Regions from separate parts of the Homo sapiens genome. Here region 1 is linked to region 2. The links are chromatin contacts, found by Hi-C or POLR2A ChIA-PET in ENCODE. All regions are on one chromosome and are shown on one strand. The core of a region is the stretch at or near the end of the contact, and the rest is flanking DNA. Distances in the headings are between cores, read along the strand shown.

What was found. Hi-C counts contacts between places; a loop is a spot of excess contacts on that map. ChIA-PET counts read pairs that join two places held with the same protein, here RNA polymerase II (POLR2A). Pooled maps may share reads with other maps.
Region 1: a loop to region 2 is called in a map with no recorded cell type, with 2.8 times the contacts of the local background. The contact joins two enhancer-like sites. A Hi-C loop is called at or near these places in 4 of 168 maps with a recorded cell type or tissue (B cell, CD8-positive, alpha-beta T cell, Right ventricle myocardium inferior and 1 more), 10 of 37 single-sample maps with no recorded cell type and 12 of 50 pooled maps. POLR2A ChIA-PET finds 5 or more read pairs at or near these places in 11 of 52 experiments (A549, B cell, GM12878 and 8 more).

What each region holds. Positions count from the first base shown.
Region 1 is chr20:51,420,551-51,426,968 of GRCh38, forward strand. All of the region lies in intron 9 of NFATC2 (nuclear factor of activated T cells 2), which reads right to left. Among named protein-coding and RNA genes, the nearest start is that of MIR3194, 29 kb to the right of the region's middle. RefSeq lists enhancers at 2,731-3,563, 4,450-5,042, 5,035-5,084. Within about 2 kb of position 3,826, at least 6 of the 41 ENCODE cell types and tissues checked have a DNase peak (open chromatin) inside an H3K27ac peak, as active enhancers do; they include B cell, where a contact is called at or near this core.
Region 2 is chr20:51,459,235-51,466,135 of GRCh38, forward strand. The region is part of intron 5 of NFATC2 (nuclear factor of activated T cells 2); the gene reads right to left. Among named protein-coding and RNA genes, the nearest start is that of MIR3194, 9.7 kb to the left of the region's middle. RefSeq lists an enhancer at 3,368-4,328. Within about 2 kb of position 1,782, at least 4 of the 41 ENCODE cell types and tissues checked have a DNase peak (open chromatin) inside an H3K27ac peak, as active enhancers do; they include B cell, where a contact is called at or near this core.

The DNA.
Region 1 (6,418 bases), core at 2,576-5,075, 37 kb before region 2:
CTAATGATGAAACCAAAAAAGGATCTTATTATTTAATCTAGAGGAAGAACCTCTAGATTTAATCTAGGGGAAGAACCTCCCCATCAAACCAGACTTAAAACAAAGGCATCTGCTTGCAACGCTTGGTCTGACTCCCGACGCAAATGAACTATAATAAAAACAAAGAAGAAAACACTTTTATGATATTTATATATAAGACAACCGGAAGTTTAAACACTAGGTATTTCATGATATTAAGGAAGTATTATTAATTTCCATGTGTGCTAGTGGTCTTGTACTTTCAGAGTCCTTTTTTTAGAGATACATGCTATTTCTACACGAAATTATAGGATGTCTAGGATTTGCTTCAAAATATTGCTGTGTAGCTAGGCACCATAGCAGGCACCTACAGTCCCAGCTATGCTGGAGGCTGAGGCAGGAAGATTGTTTGAGCCCAGGAAATCGACACTGCAGTGCACCATGATTACACCTGTGAATAGCCACTATGCTCCAGCCTGGGCAACATAGCAAGACCCTATGTCTTAAAAAAAAAAAAAAACAAAAAAAACTAATAACAACAAACCCCCAAAACAAAATTACCAGGTAATGAATATAACAGGATGAAGGTGTAGAAGAAATCAGATTGGCCATGCATTGATAACAGCTGAAGCCTCGTGGTGGGTATGTAGGGGTACCTTGTACTATGCTATAGTTACATATGTTCAAAATATTTAATTAAAAGTTTTAAAATCTTACCCCCATTTAAAAATCTTCCCCAGCCACAAGGAGGGGAAGGAAGGTAGAGGGAGGGAACACTTTCGAAGGCCCCGGCCGGATGCAGGTCCTGGATTAATGAGCCTTGGATATGTGTGGCACTTCCGTAATGGGGGCACAATTCAAACGCCTAATGGGTCCAGATAGGAACCCTGAATGAGTGAAATCGGTGAAGTCTAAGAGGAACAACAAAACAAGTGTGAAGATAAATAACAATGGACAATCCACCTATCGTCGGAAGACAAAAGGGAATGGCGGGGGCTGTGGACAGAGCAAGTGGATGTTCCAACTAAAGGAAGTAGCCTCTGCTCAGGGCCAGCCTTGGTTTTGACTCCCAGTAGCTGCCATGCAGGAGGTGGGGCCCAAGGTGGCTAGATCCTTGGATTTTCTAAGCAAAGTCAGAAATCCCTATTTTTATGTGCAATCCCCGGTTTTTCAACACTGGCATCTAATCAAAATATTTTTTCAAATACCGTGTGGGCCAAACAAAATATCTGCGGGCGAAATGCAGCCCATGGAGCACCAGTTGGCCGCTCCTTTTCCAAGTGCTGAAGCAGACCACAACTCAATCCAGTTGGGGAGAGGGTGCTTTCATCAAGTTTGGGTCAATTCTTTTTTGGGCATTTAATAAAGCTGAGAATTCAAAAGACACCATCAACTTCCAGAAATCTATAAGAACCGGCTGCGGAACATTTCAAAGGCGTCCTCCACGTCATCAGCTTATGCAACAGAACCTCTACTTTGCCCAGAGTTTTGGAAATTAACAACGAGGGAGTGTCCTTTCAGCTTTCCTGGGATAGTGGAACTAACAGGCTTCAGATGAAACCTATTTGTTGGTTTGCAGACAGCCTGGGACTTAAGTCCAAACTGCTCGCAACAGACAGTCCTGCCATAAAACCAAGTTGGGGTGCTCAAGGCTCATCATAAAATGACCAGAGAATCCACTTCGGCTGCCTTGCCAGAGATCTGATTTTATGACTGTTTAAAGGGATGAGACAGATGTCATCCCCAAACCTGAGAGCAGCAGAATTTGTTGCTGAGGACCAGAACGGACTCCTTCAAATTCAGCCCTCAGTTTGTCTTTGACTTCATCTAGAGAAAGATTCTTGACACTCTGGATGGGCAAAACAGGCCCCAGCCCTGCGTCTATTCACAGGCACAACTTGACCAGATCCCTGGATCCATAAAAAATTAAAGAGGTGTCAAAAATGCAGCAGAGAAGAGCCAAATAAATGGTTTCATCATTCCCCAGGAAGAAAACCCCTCTTTTTTTTTTTTTTTTCTGAAAGGGTGGAAACTAAAGGAAAATTGGTGCTAAAACAAAGTTGAACTGGTTCAGAGCAAAAAGAGAGTCCAGAATGTTACTTGAAGGCAGCACACACCAAAACACACCCAAATCTCAAGTCTAGGAATGACTGGCAACCACAGCTACTTCAGGGCAGGGGGCTTTCATTTGTTCTTTGTGGGTTTTCCCCTGGGAAAACAAAGCTTTGCCCTTGATCCAAAATGGGTTTATCAAGGGTGGGAAGGGAAGGAGCACAGAGAATAATCTAGTGTATGAAATGAGTTGAGTAACTGCCACCCAATTCATAGACTAAAGTAACCAAATTCTTTTTCAAGTTCTACATTTCTAGAGAGAAACAGACTACAGCTAGCGCTGATATTAGAAAGTTATGTAGATTTTTTAACATTATGATATTCTGGCTGGGCACAGTGGCTCACGCTTATAATCCCAGCTTTTTGGGAGGCTGAGGCGAGAGGATCACTTGAGCCCAGGAGTTCGAGACCAGACTGGGCAACATAGCAAGACCCTGTGTCTCTATAAAAAATAAAAAGTTGAGCCAGGCATGGTGGCATGTGCCTATAGTCCCAGCTACTGAGAAGACTGAGGCAGGCAGATTGCTTGAGCCTGGGAGGTTAAGGCTGCAGTGAGCTATGGGGGCACCACTGCACTGCAGCCTGGGTGACAGAGTGAGAGACCCTCTCTCAAAAAAAAAAAAAAAAAAAAAAAAGGATTATCTTGGGTTGTGGCTGGAATCAGGGAAAATCCATTGCAGTTTCCAGCCCCACAAGTTATGCTGCTGAAAACCATCACCTGAGTGGCGGCATCATCCTGAAATGAGTGAGGTAGCTGGCATGGTACATCCAGCATAGCACACCCACAGAGCAGGGAAGTGAGTCTTAGCCCTTCTGCCCTGTGTTCTAGTAAGAATGAAACTACAAAGGAGGGCCTTTAAAATTGGTTATGATGCTGACCTACCCATAAATCTTGCTTAAAGGAGCACCTCACTCTTTCACAAGGATATTCACCTGTTACCACAAGAGAATAGCCTCATTTGGAAATTAAATGTAGCATAAACAATTCAGAACAATTAAAAGTGCTGGTTCCAGCAGATGACTGGGAGCCCACGAATGACACTGGATGCTGCCTCTCACTTGGTCCTCTTTTTTAGGAGCTGTCTGCTTTTGGTAGGAAAGATGCTGCTCTGGAATGAGGGCTGCGTGGACAGCAAGTCTGGGAAGGGACTTTCTTGTGGTTTGGTGGCTTCTGACCTCCAAATGCAAGTGCACATTCCTTTGGAAACACTTGCTTTGCAGAATTTCAAAAAGATCACTGAGCGTTTCTGGGTCTGGAGTCGGCTGGAACGTAGCTCTCTTACATAAGCCAGAAATGCAGAGTCCACATCATTCGGGATGAAAGGACAGCTAAGTGGCACAGCTTGAAATCTGACATTCTTAGAAAGGGAGGGGAAACAAGAGAGGGAAACGAGAGATGCCCCAGGGACAGATACCTGCATATCGTTTAGGCACCCAGGAGAGGGACAGAGAACGGCTACCAGCTCAATTCAATGATCTTCCAACAGCAACTCTTGCAGATTCTGTGGGCTCCTCTGTAGGCAACCACAGTTTTCTGGACTTTGACATTTTCAAGACTCAAACTATCCTTTGCTGAACCTTTGCTGAATTTACAGAGGTAGCCTGACAACATACTTGAGAATTCAGGCCAAGAGTCAGCCTCCTGGCTCTTCGTCAGAGCCTAGCTCTGCCCCTGCCCCTATAGCTCACAACTGACAAGGAAGAGGAGGAGGAGGAAAATGTCACTGCGGTTAGGGGAAGAAGAGTGATCAGCAACTACTGAACCCTCACCGTGCGCGTCTGGTACTGGGCAAAGAGCTTTACAGGACGCCCCCATTTTCATTCTTACGGTAACCCAGAGAGTCGGGCACCATTATAAGTGACTTGGCCAAAGTTACAAAAGAGGGCAGTGATGAGGCCAGACTGAGAGCCAGGCAGGACAACCACAGCAACTCTTTGCCAGACAAATCCTAGAACTGAGGCTGGGCCTTCAGACCAACCATCCAATTCCTGAGAATGGGTCCCCATTGACCAAATGACAGGTACAGGACAAATCGTCAGCACTGTGGGTAACAGCAAGTGATACGGAAGTTTCCACCCATGGGGGACCTGTGTGTACGTTTTACCACCTTTTGTAGAAAAGGGGAAAATAAGAATACATGTGTATTTGCATATGCTCGGGATTACATTAAAAAAAAAAAAACCCTAAAGCATTCATCCTCAAGGTGGATGACGTTGCTTCCACGGGGGTAAAAATTGGTTCTCTGCGGGAGGGGTGTTGAAAAAAATCTTCCATATGACAATGCTTTGTGGCCCTGCAAAGGGCTATGGTACATGAACAGACACATTGTGTGTCTATAGCACTGACATTTCATGGCATGGAGATTAGGAAAAAAATTGTCTTAAAAGGCTCCTGGCTGGGGGTGGGGGGTTGGTAATAATGAAACAAAGGTTGAGAAATAATGTTCTAGGAGGCTAGAGAAAAACCAGTATTAGAGAGCAGACCAGAAGGGGGAAGACATCTTCTGCTGGATGTCTTTTTTATATATTTTTCCTAAACATAGGAACATATTACCTATATAAAGATACATTTTTAAATGAAGGCAAAAAAAGGACGCTGGCAAAAGCCCTCCCAACGGGGGCCTGGCCTTTTATTGGTGTCGGCTCCAGGTGGCCATGTGAGTTAAACCTGCTGCTGGCGGTTTCTGGTGGTTACTGGTGTACCAGCAAGGCCTACGCTGAGATACTCAGACCGGGCTCTCCAGGTGCCCACAGCCTCTGGGCCACTTGGCTGGGCAACTGCCTGGCTCAGTTCTCATCAGCACAGAGACTCCCTGTGTCTCACCCTCTGTCGGCACCAGGAGGCCCAGCCCTGCCGGGGTCATCGTGGCTGCCGGGCTCACGGCAGGGCTCTGCGGTGACCAGGCTCCGCGTGGGCTTTGCACGCCTCCCCACACAGGAGCCGCTTTGTCCCAGGCTTGCCGTGGGCACTGAGGGGCCCTAGTGAAAGATCCCTGAACTGCTGAACAAAGCAGGCCAGTTACAAAACACTTTTCCATCGCTGGGTTCCTTTCCCTGCTTCCTGAGCTTTGGAGGGTGGGTCTCTCTGTTCATTCCTCCCCCGCCTGTTTCTCACGCATTGGTGCACCCAGCTTCTGCGTAGAGCCTTTTCAAAGCACATCCATGGCCCCTCTGCCAGAGGCACAACTGGCAAAACCTGGGCCACTGGTCCACACTCCTCCAGGGAGCCATGGCAGGGGATACACTCACTGGAGTTCTCAGCAGCCCCCGGCGAGGACATCATCTCCCTCATGCAGATACACATCCTGAGGTCCCCTGGAGGAAGCGGGGGGAGGGAGCCTTGGGCAGTGCTCTGGGGCTACGTCCACTCATCTATCCCATGGAAGAAGCAGGGCATGAGGGTGAGGAAGCCCATCTCCAAAGATCAGAGTAGCCCATTTTTTCTCCTACACAAATAGATTTTTAAAATTTGAACCATGTCCTACAAGAAATCAAGGCAATTAAATTCATAAACAAGGCTGGGCATGGTGGGTCACAGCTATAATCCCAGCACTTTGGGAGGCCGAGGGGAATGGATCACCTGAGGTCAGGAGTTCGAGACCAGCTGGCCACTATGGCGAAACCATGTCTCTACTGAAAATACAAAAATTAGCCAGGCGTGCTGGCAGGCACCTGTAGTCCCAGCTACTTGGGAGGCTGAGGCAGAAGAATCACTTGAACCCAGGAGGCAGAGGTTGCAGCGAGCCAAGATCATGCCACTGCACTCCAGCCTGGGCAACAGAGCGAGACTTTGTCTCAAAAAAAAAAAAATCATAAACAAAACAGCAGATCACATTTATGGAAGATCCCTTTTATTGACATGCACTAACTCATCATCCTCAGCACAGCCTTTGAAGGGAGGAACTGTGACTGTCTCATTCTACAGATGGGGACATGAAGGCACAAGGCAGCAAGTAACTTGCCTGAGGTCAGAGTCAGTGATGGAGCTGACACTCAAGACACAAAAGAGTCATGAAATCTGACTTTTGTTTGTATAAAAAGGCAACATGAATCTCTGGAGTTAGAAGGCAGGATGGTGGTCACTTTTGTAGAAGGGAAAGGGACATCTGGGGGCTTCTGGGGTGCCAACAAGACTGTCATAATCCAGGTGGCAATTCTGTGGGTGGCCCGCTTGTGAAATATACAGAATGCACTACTGATTTCTGAATGTGCACATAATTAAGCACTTTACATGAAGAACAGGGCAGAAGTAGATTTAAGAATAAGCAGACTGATTTGTGCCCTCCCT
Region 2 (6,901 bases), core at 532-3,031:
TGCTGGTTCCATGCCATGACATGGGTGGACCTTGAAACCATTAAGTGAAGTGAAAGGAGCCAGACACAAAAGGACAAATGGCATAGGATCCCATTTATATCAATCGGCCAGAACAGGCAAACGCAGAGAGACGGAGAGCAGATCGGGGCTCACTGGGGGGTGGAAATTGGGCAGTGCCTGCTAATACGTGAGGCGTTTCTTTTTCTGGTGATAAAAAAAAGTTCTGCAGGCCAGATGGGGTTTTCTCAGCCTGATGTCACTCTGTCCGGGTCCAAGTTCTGTCTTCATAGTTTACTAGCTGTGTGGCCTTCGAGTGGCAGCTCTCTGTGCCTCAGTTTCCTCAGCAAAAATGATAAAGTTTGGCTGGGCGCAGTGGCTCAGGCCTGTAATCCCAGCACTTTGGGAGGCCGAGGCAGGTGGATCACCTGAGGTCAGAAGTTCGAGACCAGCCTGACCAATATGGTGAAACCCCATCTCTACTAAAAACTACAAAAATTGGCCGGGCCTGGTAGCATGTACCTGTAATCCCGGCTACTTGGGTGGCTGAGGTGGGAGAATCGCTTGAACCCAGGAGGCGGATGTTGCAGTGAGCCGAGATCACGCTACTACACTCCAGGCTGGGCAATAAAGCAAGACTTCATCTCAAAAAAACAAACAAAGAAACAAAACAAAACAAAAAAAAGTTCTGCAACTACAGAGTAGTGGTAGTTGCACAATATTGTGAATGTACTTCATGTACTGAATTGCATACTTGAAAATAGCTAAAATGGTAAATTTTATGTGTATTTTACCACAATAGGAGAAAATATCCTATATAAGACAAAACAGCCCATGCTTAGCACACAGTAACAACTCAAGACATGATGGTCTTTGCTATCGTTGACTTTCAAAAATGCCCCTCTTTTTCTTGCTAAGTTATTTTCACAACACTTTATTTGTTTAAACCCTTAAATCATAGCCCTACAGCAAGGAAGACACTATCACTCCCATCTAGAGAGGAGAGGACAGATGCTCAGAGCTCAGCTTCAGTGAAGGGCAGCACGTGCTCTTGGTTAAGGCTATAGTGTTGGACACCCCCCTGGTTGATCCTTGTAGGGGTTTTCACAGCTCTGAGCCTCAGTCTCCCCATCTGTAAAATGGGGCTGTTAACAGTCCCACTTCACAGGTCATTACGAGGATTAAACAAGTTCATCAAAAGCGTGTCTGGCTTAATAAACATGGGTCAGCAAGGTTAGCAACACTAAAAGCTGTAGCTTCTGAGAGGCTGTATGTGCCAGCCATAGACATTGTTGTCTTATATATTTTAGCATATATGTACCAAACATATGCATGTGTGTACACAGGTCACCTCTGTGGTCACTGCTGTTCTCGGTGAATCCTGAGCCATAACCCAGGTTTCTTCTTCTTTTTTTTTTTTTAATAGAGACTGGATGTTGCCATGTTGCCTAGGCTGATCTCAAACACCTGAGCTCAGGCGATCCGCACGCCTCGCCCTCCCAAAGTGCTGGGATCATAGGCATGAGCCACTACGCCTGGCCCAGGTTTCTTGACCCCAGTTGCCAGTGTTTCTCAAAGTGTGGCTCTCAGGTCACCTGTAGCAGAATCTTCCCCCAGCAACGCAGGGTCAGAAGGTGCTAGATAAAAATGCAGATACCCAGGCCACATCCCTCACCCTCTGTGCCCCAATCTCTCGGGCAGAGGCCAGACATTTGCATTTTAACAATCTTTCCGGGTGACTTGTCACGCACGTTTGCTTAAGAGCCAAGTTCCACACTTAAGAGGCCACCTGAGGACGGGGAACTCCTCCAGGGCAGGCCCCAGTCCTCAGAGAACCCAGAGGCAAAGCAATTAGCTTTTGAAAGAGGAACTGAAGCCAGCGCACAGCAGCCCAAATTACCCTCCTGAGCTCTACTTCTCTATTGCTCTCTGATGCAACCTCCATCACCTATGGCTGCTAATTGGGGTGACAGGTCCAGGGTGGGTGGGAGGCTCTAAGGAAGCCCAGTGGGCCTCCCAGGCTTGCACCCACCCTCCTCATCAGCCCCCCTTTCTCCCATTCATTTCTGAGACTGCAGACAATCCAAACCGCACAGCCTGCAGTTTTCCAACCAAACCAGGCACCTTGCTTTTAAAGTCATCTTTGAGGGCCTGGCTCAGGCCTGCGGGTGAAGTCTTGACCTCTGCTCCAGCTTAAGCTTCAAGGTGGCCCCTGCAAAGTGACTTCCCCAGGCTTCCCTCCTGCCCCTGGATTCTGGCACGTCATAAAGTGGCTTGGGGGGGCTCTTGTATTTTATGAGCTCTGAATCAACAGGACGCTGTTGGTTTAACCAGTTTGGGTGTTGACTTTGTCTTGCAACTGTGCCCACCTGCAGCACAGCAGCAGCCACCGCAAAGGTTCAGCGAAGAAAACTGACACCGGCACAGGGTTCCCCCACATCGCCCAAGTAGGCCTGGAAATGGGAAGTTATTGCCTGACTATCTGAAATTCGCCGTCAAGCCGGGTGGCCAAGAATTACGATCTATCCAAGAACCTCAGGAGAGACTGGTTAGAGAAATTCGCTCCTACAGAGAGGGCAGTTTCTGTTAATAACAGCGGACAGGCTGGGTGTGGTGGCTCACCCCTGTAATCCCAGCACTTTGGGAGGCCAAGGTGGGCAGATCACTTGAGGTCAGAACTTCGAGACCAGCCTGGCCAAGGTGGTGAAACCCCATCTCCACTAAAACTACAAAAAAAGTTAGCTGGGCGTGGTGGTACGTGCCTGGAATCCCAGCTACTTGGGAGGCTGAGGCAAGAGAATTGCTTGACCTGGGAGGTGGCGGTTGCAGTGAGTTGAGATTGCACCACTGCCCTCAAGCCTGGGTGACACAGCAAGACTCTGTTTCAACAATAAAAATAAATTTAAATTTAAGAAATAACAGGCCGGGCAGGGTGACTTATGCCTGTAATCCCAGCACTTTGGGAGGCTGAGGCTGGCAGATCACCTGAGGTCAGGAGTTTGAGACCAGCCTGGCCAACATGATGAAACCCCATCTCTGCTAATAATACAAAAAAAAAAAAAAAAATAGCTGGGCATGATGGCACGCACCTGTAATCCCAGCTACTTGGGAGGCTGAGGCAGGAGAACTGCTTGAACCCGGTAGGCAGAAGTTGCAGTGAGTCGAGATCGCGCCACTGCACTCCAGCCTGGATGACAGAGCGAGACTCTGTCTCAAAAAACTAAAAATAAATAGCAGACAATTACAAATGCTATAAAGACTACAGATTGCAGGCACAACATATACACATTTTTAAAAATATTATAAAACGCCCACACCAAGAAGCAATTTAGGGTTCACACGTAAAAGTAACATTCTAATTTTGGGACTTTGAGCAAGACACTTAATTTCTTTGCCTCTGTTTTTCATCTATAAAATGGGAATATCACAGCACTAACCTCACTGGGCTGCCTGCAGATTAAATGAGCTAATCCATGGGCCTGCGTGGCATCTCATCAGGACTCAGTGAATGTTAGTTGTGTTTATTTTTATTGCTAAACTTCATGAGACCACAAAGCAGGAATCACTCCCGTTTTAGAGTAGAAGACATTGATCCTCCCAGAGGAGAAGGAATAAGCTTGGGAGCTCACAGCAAATGGACAAGCAGAATTTGGACCTACACTGGGGGATTCCGCTACCCCATGGGACCCTCTGCAGTGAAACGGAGGACTTCGTGGGAAAGACACCGGCCAGCCCAGGCAAGAAGGTTCCTCCCATTGGTCATCGTTCTGGCCCGAGCACTGAGCAACCCTGGCCTTGGCGCTCCAGCTGCTGTCAGCCCTTCTTGTCTCTGTATCAGGCCCCATCCTTGGCTGTGAGCCTGGTCTGGCTGGGCCTGGCTTGGCCCAGAATGTGCTGCCGACTCAGGCATCTCCCGGGAGAGGCTGTGAGCAGGGCCAGCAGACAGGCCCCTCAGCCTCCACTCTGGCTGTTCCCTGGGTCTTCCCTGGGAAGTGGGAGAGTGGAGGGGAACCAAAATCTCCCCTAGTGTGGGGCTCACCTCTTTGAGGGAACCACTGAGGTCCACAGCAAGGGAGTGGGGTATGATGTGTGCAAATGCATGAGACACACAGTGAGTGACAAAGTTGTAGCTGTGGGCCTCGGTGGCGGGGGGCCTCAGCTTCAGCTTTCTCATATGGAGAAATGCAGCAGCACGGCCCCTCCTGTGAGACTTTCCTATCTCATCCACTCCACAGGACATCAGGGAGAGTAGGAGCTGCTGTCTCTCCTCCCATCAGATCATTACTCTACCATTCCAATGTACTAACAGGCACCCTCTTCAGAATATTCTCAGTCCAAAACCTGATGAGCTCTGGATCACTGAGGAACCCAGGCAGCCGGGACAGAGAAAAGAAGATGGCTTTAACCCCAGCTCTGCCCCTGCCTTGCCAGCCGTGGGACTGCAGCAAGTCACTCATCCTTCGGAGCCTCAGCCTGCAGGCGCCCACACCCTGCAAGGGTGCTTTTCTGTGCCTCCATCACTGGCATATTATCAAATGCTTCGAACAAATGAACTGAGCAAACGTTTAAGATGGGCCTTCTGAGGTTATGATGAGGATGGAAATGAGTTAACCTCAGTGCATCTGTGGGTACATCGTAGGTGTTCAGAAGGGCACTCTGCCTTCCCAGCTCCCTCATAAGTAGCCCAGTAAAGGGCCGGGTAGGTAACTATTTCAATCAGCAAAGAAGCCACCCCAATCCTGGGCTCTCCAAAAAAAAACAACTTTCCTCCACTCACTCATCAGGTGGCCCACCCCACTGGGCCAGATAACTATTGGGGTTCCTTCCCAGCAGCAGGGTATGTTGCAGGCTGTCTGCTCGACTCTCCTCTCACACCGGCCTACTGCTGCCTGGGTTTCAGACTCCTGCAGTGACAGGGTGGCAGCCAGAGGTACGTAAAGCCTGCTTTACAGAACTACGGGAGGGCTGCAGGCAAGACAATGAGATCCGTCCACACTGGGCCACCACAAAGGCCACCACAAAGGAGGCACTTGAGTTACCCTGTGGGATCACGTCTGGCACTTACTGTGTGAGACACACACGCATTTAACCGCCACCCTGAGGGAGGTACTATTATTCTCCCCATTTTACAGATAGGGAAAGCGAGGCACAGAGTGTTTAAGTAATCTCCCCAGGACTAAGCAGCCAGTAAGTGGCAGAGGCAGGATTTGAACCCAAGCTACCTGCTCCAAAGCCCACATTCCTAACCGCCACTCTAAACTGCTTCTCCCCATCATGCAGCTTTCTGGCACTTCTGAAATAGGGCTTCTTGGTCACTTGCCTTCGAGAGCAGAGGCTGACAAAGGCCTGGCCAACCTGCTCTCTGCCCAATGCTCCAGTTTCATCCAAGATTTACCACTACAGGATCTTGAAGGAGACAATCTAGTGCCGGGGGGTGGGGGGATGAGGAGTGGGGTGGGCAGGTGCCCACAGCCCCCTGGAGGCCCTTGAGTTGGTCTCTGATTTATAATGAGATGATGCCACCCTTTGGGTTTCTGGCCCAAATTAATCTATCACTCAATATGTAGTTAAGGCTTGATGCCCCGAGGCTCAGTGGGATGCAATGTTACCACTGGCTTGCCCCTCACTAGCTGGATGGCCACAGGCAAGCTCACTTCTCCATGCTACAGTTTTTCCAGCCTCTTCTCATACTGATTCAGCCACAATACAGAACGTACTTGACACACAGCAGATGATTAATAACTTCATTTCTCTACACCTCTTCCCTGTCCTGTCCCTCTCATCTTCTTTCTTCCTTCATTCTGCCTTCAAGTATTGATTAGCACCTACTATGTGCTAGGCTGTGTGCTAAATGAATATTAAAATAGAAATCACAGCTGGGCGTGGTGGCTCAGGCCTGTAATCCCAGCACTTTGGGAGGCCAAGGCAGGTGGATCATCTGAGGTCAGGAGTTTGAGACCAGCCTGGCCAACATGGTGAAACCCCGTCTCTACTAAAAATAAAAAAATTAGCCAGGTGGCCTCCTGTAGTCCCAGCTACTCAGGAGGTTGAGGAACGAGAATCACTTGAACCTGGGAGACAGAGGCTGCAGTGAGCCAAGATTGCACCACTGCACTCCAGCCTGGGTGACAGAGTGAGAATCCGTCTCAAAAAACTATATATATAGAAATCACATCATGTCAACCTCCTACTTGGAACCCATGGCTTCCCATCCTAATTAGAATAAAATCCGAATCCCCCAGCTTGGGCTCAGACCTCACCTCCGACCCCTCACCCCACCTATAACACTCCACACAGTCTCCCTGGGTACCTTTCTCCTCCCTGGAGACCCTGAGCTTATCCCTGCCTCAGGGCCTTTGTACTGGCTATACTTCCCCGTGGACCAATCACTCAGGTCCTGGTGAACAAGCTCCATCCTCACAGGGGCCTTCCCTGATCGGCATGACAGACACATATTTAACCAGCCTACCAACATGGTGATGTTGCTGTTCCCGCACTCCCAAGCCACCAACCCGTGGTCCTTGTTATTTTCATCATGACACTTGGCTCTCAAATGCTGTCTTTGCTTGTTTACTGTCTGTCTTCCCCACTAGAATGTAACCTTTGTGAGGGCAGGGACTTTGTTTTGTTCAGTGTTGCATCCCTAGTGCCCAGAACAGTATATATCACATGCCAAATGTATTTTAAGTTGAAAGAATAAATATTGGGAAGCCCACGATAATGATGTGAGTCATTTCAGCTTCCGGCAGGAGCAGCTGAACAAGATGAGCATTTCTGATTCACAAAGCGAAGCACAGTCAACATGCCATTCAGGCCTCCCTAATTCTTTTGTTTGTTTTGAGATGGAGTCTCACTCTGTCGCCCAGGCTGGAGTGCAGTGGTGGGATCTCGGCTCACTGCAACC